Regions from separate parts of the Homo sapiens genome. Here region 2 is linked to region 1. A link is a contact called in ENCODE Hi-C or POLR2A ChIA-PET data. All regions are on one chromosome and are shown on one strand. The core of a region is the stretch at or near the end of the contact, and the rest is flanking DNA. Distances in the headings are between cores, read along the strand shown.

Evidence for each region. Hi-C counts contacts between places; a loop is a spot of excess contacts on that map. ChIA-PET counts read pairs that join two places held with the same protein, here RNA polymerase II (POLR2A). Pooled maps may share reads with other maps.
Region 2: a loop to region 1 is called in a map of ascending aorta, with 8 times the contacts of the local background. The contact joins the enhancer-like site here to the promoter of PLPP1 in region 1. A Hi-C loop is called at or near these places in 20 of 168 maps with a recorded cell type or tissue (Caco-2, Right ventricle myocardium inferior, Right ventricle myocardium superior and 6 more), 4 of 37 single-sample maps with no recorded cell type and 19 of 50 pooled maps. POLR2A ChIA-PET finds 5 or more read pairs at or near these places in 4 of 52 experiments (H1, PC-9, T-cell and 1 more).

The regions. Positions count from the first base shown.
Region 1 is chr5:55,532,868-55,536,879 of GRCh38, forward strand. It overlaps PLPP1 (phospholipid phosphatase 1), which reads right to left and starts at 2,097. Exons shown (of 6, transcript NM_003711.4): 1 at 1,705-2,097. The coding sequence starts at 1,762. It also overlaps the pseudogene RNF138P1. RefSeq lists a silencer at 1,680-2,319 and an enhancer at 2,550-2,619.
Region 2 is chr5:55,565,779-55,569,679 of GRCh38, forward strand. No RefSeq gene overlaps it. Among named protein-coding and RNA genes, the nearest start is that of PLPP1, 33 kb to the left of the region's middle. Within about 2 kb of position 2,619, at least 3 of the 41 ENCODE cell types and tissues checked have a DNase peak (open chromatin) inside an H3K27ac peak, as active enhancers do; they include ascending aorta, where a contact is called at or near this core.

The DNA.
Region 1 (4,012 bases), core at 847-3,346:
ACTGCTTGAACCCGGGAAGCGGAGGTTGCAGTGAGCCAAGATCGCGCCACTGCACTCCAGCCTGGGCGACAGAGCAAGACCGTCTCCAAAAAAAAAAAAAAAAAGACAATGTGCCAAAATTGTGTTCCACTTTCCTAAACTTAATTCCTAAAACTCACTGTGGACCTAAACAGGAAGTGTCTTGGGAAACAACAAAGATGCTTCATATTAACAGGTAACAAAATGCAGTTTTAGGGCCCAGCGCTGTGGCTCACACCTGTAATCCCAACACTTTGGGAGGCTGAGACAGGCGGATCACCTGAGGTCAGGAGTTCGAGACCAGCCTGGCCAACATGGAGAAACCCTGTCTCTACTAAAAACAGAAAAATTAGCCAGGCATGGTGGCGGTGCCTGTAATCCCAGCTACTAGAGAGGCCAAGACAGGATAATCACTTGGACCCAGGCGGCAGAGGCTGCAGTGAGCCGAGATCCCGCCACTGCACTCCAGCCTGGGTGACAGAGAGAGACTGTATCCAAAAAAAAAAAAAAAAGATAACAAAATGGAATTTTTCCTTACAACAACAACAAAACCTGGTAACAGAATTTATAAGAATTCCACAAGATTGCAAGGGCCTAAATGACCCGGTTGGAAACTGGAGAGTGGAATAACTAGGAACTACTGGATTAAAACCGAGGGAATCTCCTGTCACTGAGAAACCATTACGCAGACTTCCATCCAGGTGGCTAAAGCCACAGATCTCCCACCCTGAGAACTTGCCAATACTACTACTATTCTGATTACTTCAACATGAGTAGGACTATCCAAACCTCCAGCAGCTCTTGCTTTGTTTTTGTTTATTCCATCATATATAAATAGTTCACAGCATAACTGCCTTATACAATACATAAAAAGTGAAAACTACTCCTTCCAACGCCCATCCCTTATCCAAATGATTCCAGTTCTTTCTCTTCAAAAGAAAGGAGTAACTGGCAACCAGAAGCCTCATAACTGAACTCTTCCAATCAGGAAGACAATGCGAAATCTGCTGCAGCCAAAGAATGTCTACTGCTCCTTGAGACACTGTCACAAGAGATGGAAAGCTACACCATGGCAAGGTCTGGGCAGACAAGGAAACAGGTCTGGGGTACCGCATCCTCCCCCACCCCCAAAACTTCTTTAGACCTATACGCAAAAACTTGGCGTGCTCATCCCTACTTGCAACCTGACAATTTACAACCTGGCACACCTTCTAATTAGGAACTAGTTCTAGCCTTTTATAGCCGAAATATTAAACTGCTTCTCACGATAAATCAGGCACTGGCGCCTGCTACTGAGAATCCCCTGTGCATCAAACCTCCAGTTTCACTACTGAGATGGGCCAGTGACCAGGCTCCTCTACCGTACAGAGGGGAGGAGCCCACCCTGCTCTGCTAGAGTGGAACTGCAAACAGAGGACAGGAGCAAGGTATGGAGCGCAGAGGCGTGAACAGCGTCCAAGCAGGGCTGGGCTCATCGCACCGGCGGGCGACAGACAGCGGCGGGCACGCGGGAGCCGGGGTGCAGGCTGCAAAGCGGGGTCCCTCGGCTGCAGAAGCCGCCCCCGTGTGTCGCCCCACAGCTGCGCACGCGTCAGGCAACACACCCCCGCTGCCCGTCGCGGCTCTGCGCTAAAGCCCTCCCGGGACAGCCGCACACGCCCCTCGGACCCGGCGGCGCGTACGTACCCAGCAACACGCAGAGCACATCGAGGGCCACGTACGGCAGCCGCGTCTTGTCAAACATGGTCTCTGCCCGGGCTGCCCGGCAAGGGCGATGGACTGAGCTGCGGGACGGCGGCCGAGGCCCTTGATTCTCGAGCCCGGGCCGGGGCTGGCGACGGCCCCGAGCTACGGCCCCTCCCAGCCGGAGGAGGAGAGCAGCCGAGGGCGGGCTGAGACCGGGCGGCGCTCCCACCGCCAGCAATGGCGCCCGGGGCCCTCCCCTCACAGCCCCCGCGAACACTCGGTTAGTGCCGAGGCGCTCGTGTGCCAGCCGCGGCAGCTCTGTAGCCTCAGGACCTCCTCAGCCGGCACGGCCTGCCCCGGTTGCTCCCCGTCCGGATCCCGGCGCTCTCTCCCACAGGCGGGGCGTCCAGACTCTCGCTTTAAGGATGGGGACCGGCAGGGAGGAGGAACGCGGGGTCCAGCCCCTCCCGCTGAGCAGCGCAGGACCGGGCAGCGCGCGGGTTCGCGGGCGGGGGGAGTGCAGCAGGGGCGGGGCCAGGGAAACCCCAGGCCGCGGCGGTCAGCCAATCAGCGCCGTCGGCCTCATCCCTCCCGACCTGCGGCATCCGCCCAGAAGTGCGGCTCTCGGCAGCCGGGCGGGGCGTGGGGGCGGCTCCCGTTCCGATCCAGGGGGCTTTGCTCTGGACCGCAATTGCTCAGGTGGTCTCCGAACTCGGCCTCGGTACCCCCACTAGGCATTGCTGCTTTCAGAGAGCTAGGCTCCCTACCCAACGATCCTAGAGCACCGGCTGCCTGCCACTCCCCACCCCTTCCATGGGGATGAGGTAATAAACAGGTCAGATTGTTACCACTGAGTTTAAGGGGGGAAAAGAGGTCAGAGTAGGCAGGAACAGAGACGCTCTCCTTTAGTTTGGTACCTCTGAGCCCTTTCTCACTTAGGCCTCAACGTTGACCTCCCTGTGTCCTGGCTGAGCCCAAATGTTAGCAAGAAGCATGCTAAATCATCCATCCTCGATACCTGATCACCGTTGAATTCTTGATATTTAATATCGGATTAGATTCCTTATATTACACCTTTGTTGTAGAAGCCCTTGACCTGCCTTTAGCCAGAATCCCTCTACCCTTGATGTCTCCTCTTAGTAATTTTCCATCCACCGTCACCTCCCTCACAGACACGGTGCCTGTTCCTTGGCTATAAATCCCCTGCTGTCTTTGCTGTATTCTGAGTTGAGCTCAATTTCTCTCTCCTGTTCCAATAGTCATGACCCTTATTGTAATAATCTTGAATAAATTATTCATGTGTTTGACAAGTGTCAGGATAATTTTCTTTAACAGCAGCAAGCACTCCCCCTGCCCCATACCCAGGAGGACCCTAGCCCACATTTAGTAATCTCAGTTTCCTAATATGTAAAATGGGGATTTTTTAAATAAATACCTAATACTCAGACATCACAAGTACTTTGAATTTATTGTGACCTTGCAATCTGAGGCCCTTGTAACTCTGGAAGTAAAGAAAGCCACATGATAAACAATGGCCCATCTTTCTCAGGTGTAAATTGCTTAAAGCTTTTACAGCTTTAAGCTGCCCAGTGTTCCAGTCTGGAGGAAGAAGTGAAACCCAGAAAAGATTATATGATAGTGGCTTTATCTAGAGTTAAACCGTCTACAGATGTTAATGATTGGTATATTTTCTCTTTAAATATGTAAAACACAAATCACAAAATGTGCCTACTACTTCTTCGACTTATCCTGCAAAGCACTCATAAAGCCAATGGAAAGATAACATTAAACAGAGTCTGGAGATACAGCCCCAAGTAAGCTCTCAAAAACAAAATATACATTTGAAGAAAGATGTTTTTCTTTAAAACGAATGCTAATGTTTTATTTTGCCTCTTGTTTAAATAGCCGTAAAAGCTTTAAGCAATTTACACCTGAGAAAGATGTGCCATTGTTTATCATGTAGCTTTCTTTACTTCCAGAGTTACAAGGGCCTCAGATTGCAAGGTCACAATAAATTCAAAGTACTTGTGATGTCTGAGTATTAGGTATTTATTCAAAAAACATTTGTTGAGCACCTATTGTGTTACAGTCTAGTCTCAGTGTCTTAAACAGCTTTTGAAATATTTACTTTTTAAAAGTAATTTTTAAAAACATTTACTTTTTAAAAATTTTTTATTTTTACTTTTTGTGGGTACATAATAGGTGTATATATTTTGGGGTAATGAGATGTTTTGATACACGTATGCAATGTGTAATAATTACATCATGGAAAATGAGGTATCCATCCTCTCAAGCATTTATCCTTTGT
Region 2 (3,901 bases), core at 1,369-3,868, 33 kb after region 1:
TGACTTGATTAGTCATATTCATGTGACTTAGAAGCATTAATTCACTGAATGGGATATTATGCAGCCATTAAAATGATACTTACAAAGTTCATGTAATATCACGAAATGATATATTTAGCTGAAGTGGAGGGCACAATTGCATATGATATACTTATAATCTTTTATTTTTTTATTTTTTGAGACTGAATCTGGCTCTGTTGCCCAGGCTGGAGTGCAGTGGCGTGATCTCGGCTCACTGCAACCTCTGCCTCTCTGGTTCACACCATTCTCCTGCCTCAGCTTCCTGAGTAGCTGAGACTACAGGTGCCTGCCACCACGCCCGGCTGATGTTTTCTGTATTTTTAATAAAGACGGGGTTTCACCGTGTTAGCCAGGATGGCCTCGATCTCCTGACCTCGTGATCCTCCCACCTCGGTCTCCCAAAGTGCTGGGATTACAGGCTTCAGCCACCGCACCTGGCTTATTTTTCATTTTTAAGAGACAGGGTTTTGCTCTGTCACACAGGCTGGAGTACAGTGGCACGATCCCAGCTCACTGTAACCTTGAACCCCTGGGCTCAAATGATCCTCCTGCCTCAGTCTCTCGAGTAGCTGGGACCACAGGCATGCTCCACCATGCTCGACTAACTTTCTGTAGAGACAGCGTCTTTCTATGATGTTGCCTGGCTGATCTCAAATTATTAGCCTCAAGTGATTCTCCCACCTTGGCCTCCCAAAAGTGCTGGGATTACAGGCACTAGTATGATTATATTTAAACATGTATACACAATATCCTTTGATCCAACAGTTCTACTTCCCAAACAGGTGTGCAAAGATACATATGCAAGGATGCCCATTGCATTATTTATAAGGGCAAAAAATTAGAAACCACAAATCTTCACCAGTAGGAATTAGATGGAAAAGTATGGTATACCCATGCAATGGAATACTATGTAGTCATTTTACAAATGGAGTAGATAGGTCAGGCATGGTGGCTCACGCCTGTAATCCCAGCACTTTGGGAGGCCGAGGCGGGTGAATCACTTGAGGTTAGGAGGTCGAGACCAGCCTGGCCAACATGGTGAGATTCCATCTCTACCAAAAAATTCAGGCATGGTGGCACACACCTGCAGTCACAGCTACTTTGGAGGCTGGGATGGAAGAATTGCTTGAACTCAGGAGGCAGAGGTTGTAGTGAGCCAAGATTGCGCCACTGCACCCCAGCCTGGGTGACAGAGGGAGACCCTGTTGTCTCAAAAAACAAAACAAAACAAAACAAAAACCCAAAACCAAATAGAGTAGATATACGTATCTGGACTTTGAAAGATGTCTGGCCGTTTTGTTATGTGGGAAAAAAGGCAAATTACAGAGTAGAATGTAGAGTGTAAGCCATTTGGTTAAAAAAAAAAAGCCAAATCAGTATATATAATAAATAATAGATAAAATGTAATAGATATATATTAGATACTATATGTCATATATGTACACATATATATCAAGTTTTTCACAATAGTTAGCTGTAGGATTGGGATTATTTGAAATGCTAGTTTCTCCTTTATTCACTTCTGTATGTAAATTGTTTATAGTAAGCAAGTCAATTTATAACACATTATAAAACAATACTTTTTTTTTTGAGATGAAGCCCTGCTCTGTCACCCAGGCTGGAGTGCAGTGGCACAATCTTGGCTCACTGCAACCTCTGCTTCCTGGGCTCAAGTGATTCTCCTGCCTCAGCCTCCCGAGTAACTGGAATTACAGGCGCCCACCACTACGCCTAGCTAATTTTTTGTGTTTTTAGTAGAGATGGGGTTTCACCATGCTGGCCAGGCTGGTCTCGAACTTCTGACCTTGTGATTCGCTCGCCTCGGCCTCCCAAAGTCCTCGGATTACAGGCATGAGCCACTGTGCCCGGCCTAGAACTTATTCCTTCTATCCACTTGTATTTTTATACCCCTTAACCAACTTCTCTCTGGAGTCCATTTTATTTATGTATTTTTTACTTTAATTTTTCCATAGGTTAATGGGGTACAGATGCTGTTTGGTTACATAAGTTCCTTAGTGGTGATTTGTGAGATTTTGGTGCACTCATCACCTGAGCAGTATACACCGCACCCAGTTTGTAGTCTTTTATCCCTCGCCCCTTTCCCACCCTTCCCCCTAAGTCCCCAAAGTCCATTGTATCATTCTTATGCCTTTGCATCCTCATAGCTTAGCTCTTACATATCAATGAGAGCATACGATATTTGGTTTTCCATTCCTGAGTTACTTCTCTTAGAATAATAGTCTCCAGTCTCATCCAGGTCACTGCAAATGCCCTTAATTAATTCTTTTTTATGGCTGAGTAGTATTCCATTATATATATAGATATATATAATATATATCATATATATGTTATATATATGATATATATATAATATATATATCATATATATAACATATATATGATATATATATAAAAATACACACATATCTCACAGTTTCTTTATCCACTCATTGATTGATGGGCATTTGGGTTGATTCCACAATTTTGCAATTGCAAATTGTGCTGCTATAAATATGTGTGTGCAAATATCTTTTTCTTTTTCTTTTTTTATTTTTTTCTGAGATGGAGTCTTGTTCTGTTGCCCAGAGCTGGAGTGCAATGGTGCAATCTCGGCTCGCTGCAACTTCTGCTTCCTGGGTTCAAGCAATTCTCCTGCCTCAGCCTCCTGAGTAGCTGGGATTACAGATGCCCGCCACCACACCCAGCTAATTTTTGTATTTTTAGTAGAGACAGGGTTTCACCATATTGGCTAGGCTGGTCTCAAACTCCTGACCTCAGGTGATCTGCCCACCTCAGCCTCCCAAAGTTCTGGGATTACAGGTGTGAGCCACCACTCCCAGCTGCAAGTATCTTTTTCGTATAATGACTTCTTTTCCTCTGGGTAGATACCCAGTAGTGGGATTGCTGGATCAAATGGTAGTTCTATGGAGTACATTTTAAACAGGCAATACATTTGGCAGGTTTCCAGAGCATTAGCATCTTGTGGCAACAGGTCCGTCCAACCCTGTGACATCAGCTTATTTCTCAGAAGACCTCACAGCTTAGTGTTTCTCAGAAATTTTGGCCATCCAACGCAAAGATGTGGACGTCAGGTCCTCACCTCAGAGATTCCTTTTCTGGTAAACTCTCTTGCGGGCAGATTTTAATATGCCAAGAAAACTTCTGCAATGGTCTTCTGTTGCCCTGGAATTTGAATTATTAGATCATAATCCATAAATGGTAACTACACTCAAGAGACTCCTGCTAGGAGACTCCCTGTTTTCTCAGCGCTTACAGCCCTTGCTGATTTTCCACCTTTCTAACAAAGGAGGGATGAGAGGGAAGAACAAAGGGTCGCCAAGCCAAAATCCTAAATCAACAACAGAGACCACGGCAGGCAGGCGGGATTCGCCGCAAAACCAGAAAGACAACCAGATTTATGGCATTTGAGTCGCCAAATAGAACTATCATTTTGCAAGGAGCTTGCTAATGGAAACTGTTTCATCGATGAAAAATCATCAAATTGCTTCAGTTCTTTGCTGGGTAAAACTCATGTTTTTAATTGGTACACCCTAAGGCTTTGTGGCAAGGGTTGCAGAATACATAAATAAAGTCGTTTCATGACATAAAATCTTTTCAAATGCTAAAATTAGGAAAGGAAAGAAAAGTTGATTCAAATGCCACGGAGACAAAAATGTGTTTTTCTGGGACAAAGGAGAATGAATGATTTAAGTTCATGGCAATTTTTAGTCTCATTTGTGCACACATACAAATAATCCTTTTTAAAAATTGTATTCAGCACTTGGGTACAAGTACATGTTGTACCCAGGAAGTTCAAATGACGATTATCATTATTAATACCCTTGTTTTCCTTGCTTGCTTATTGCCAAATAAAACAACA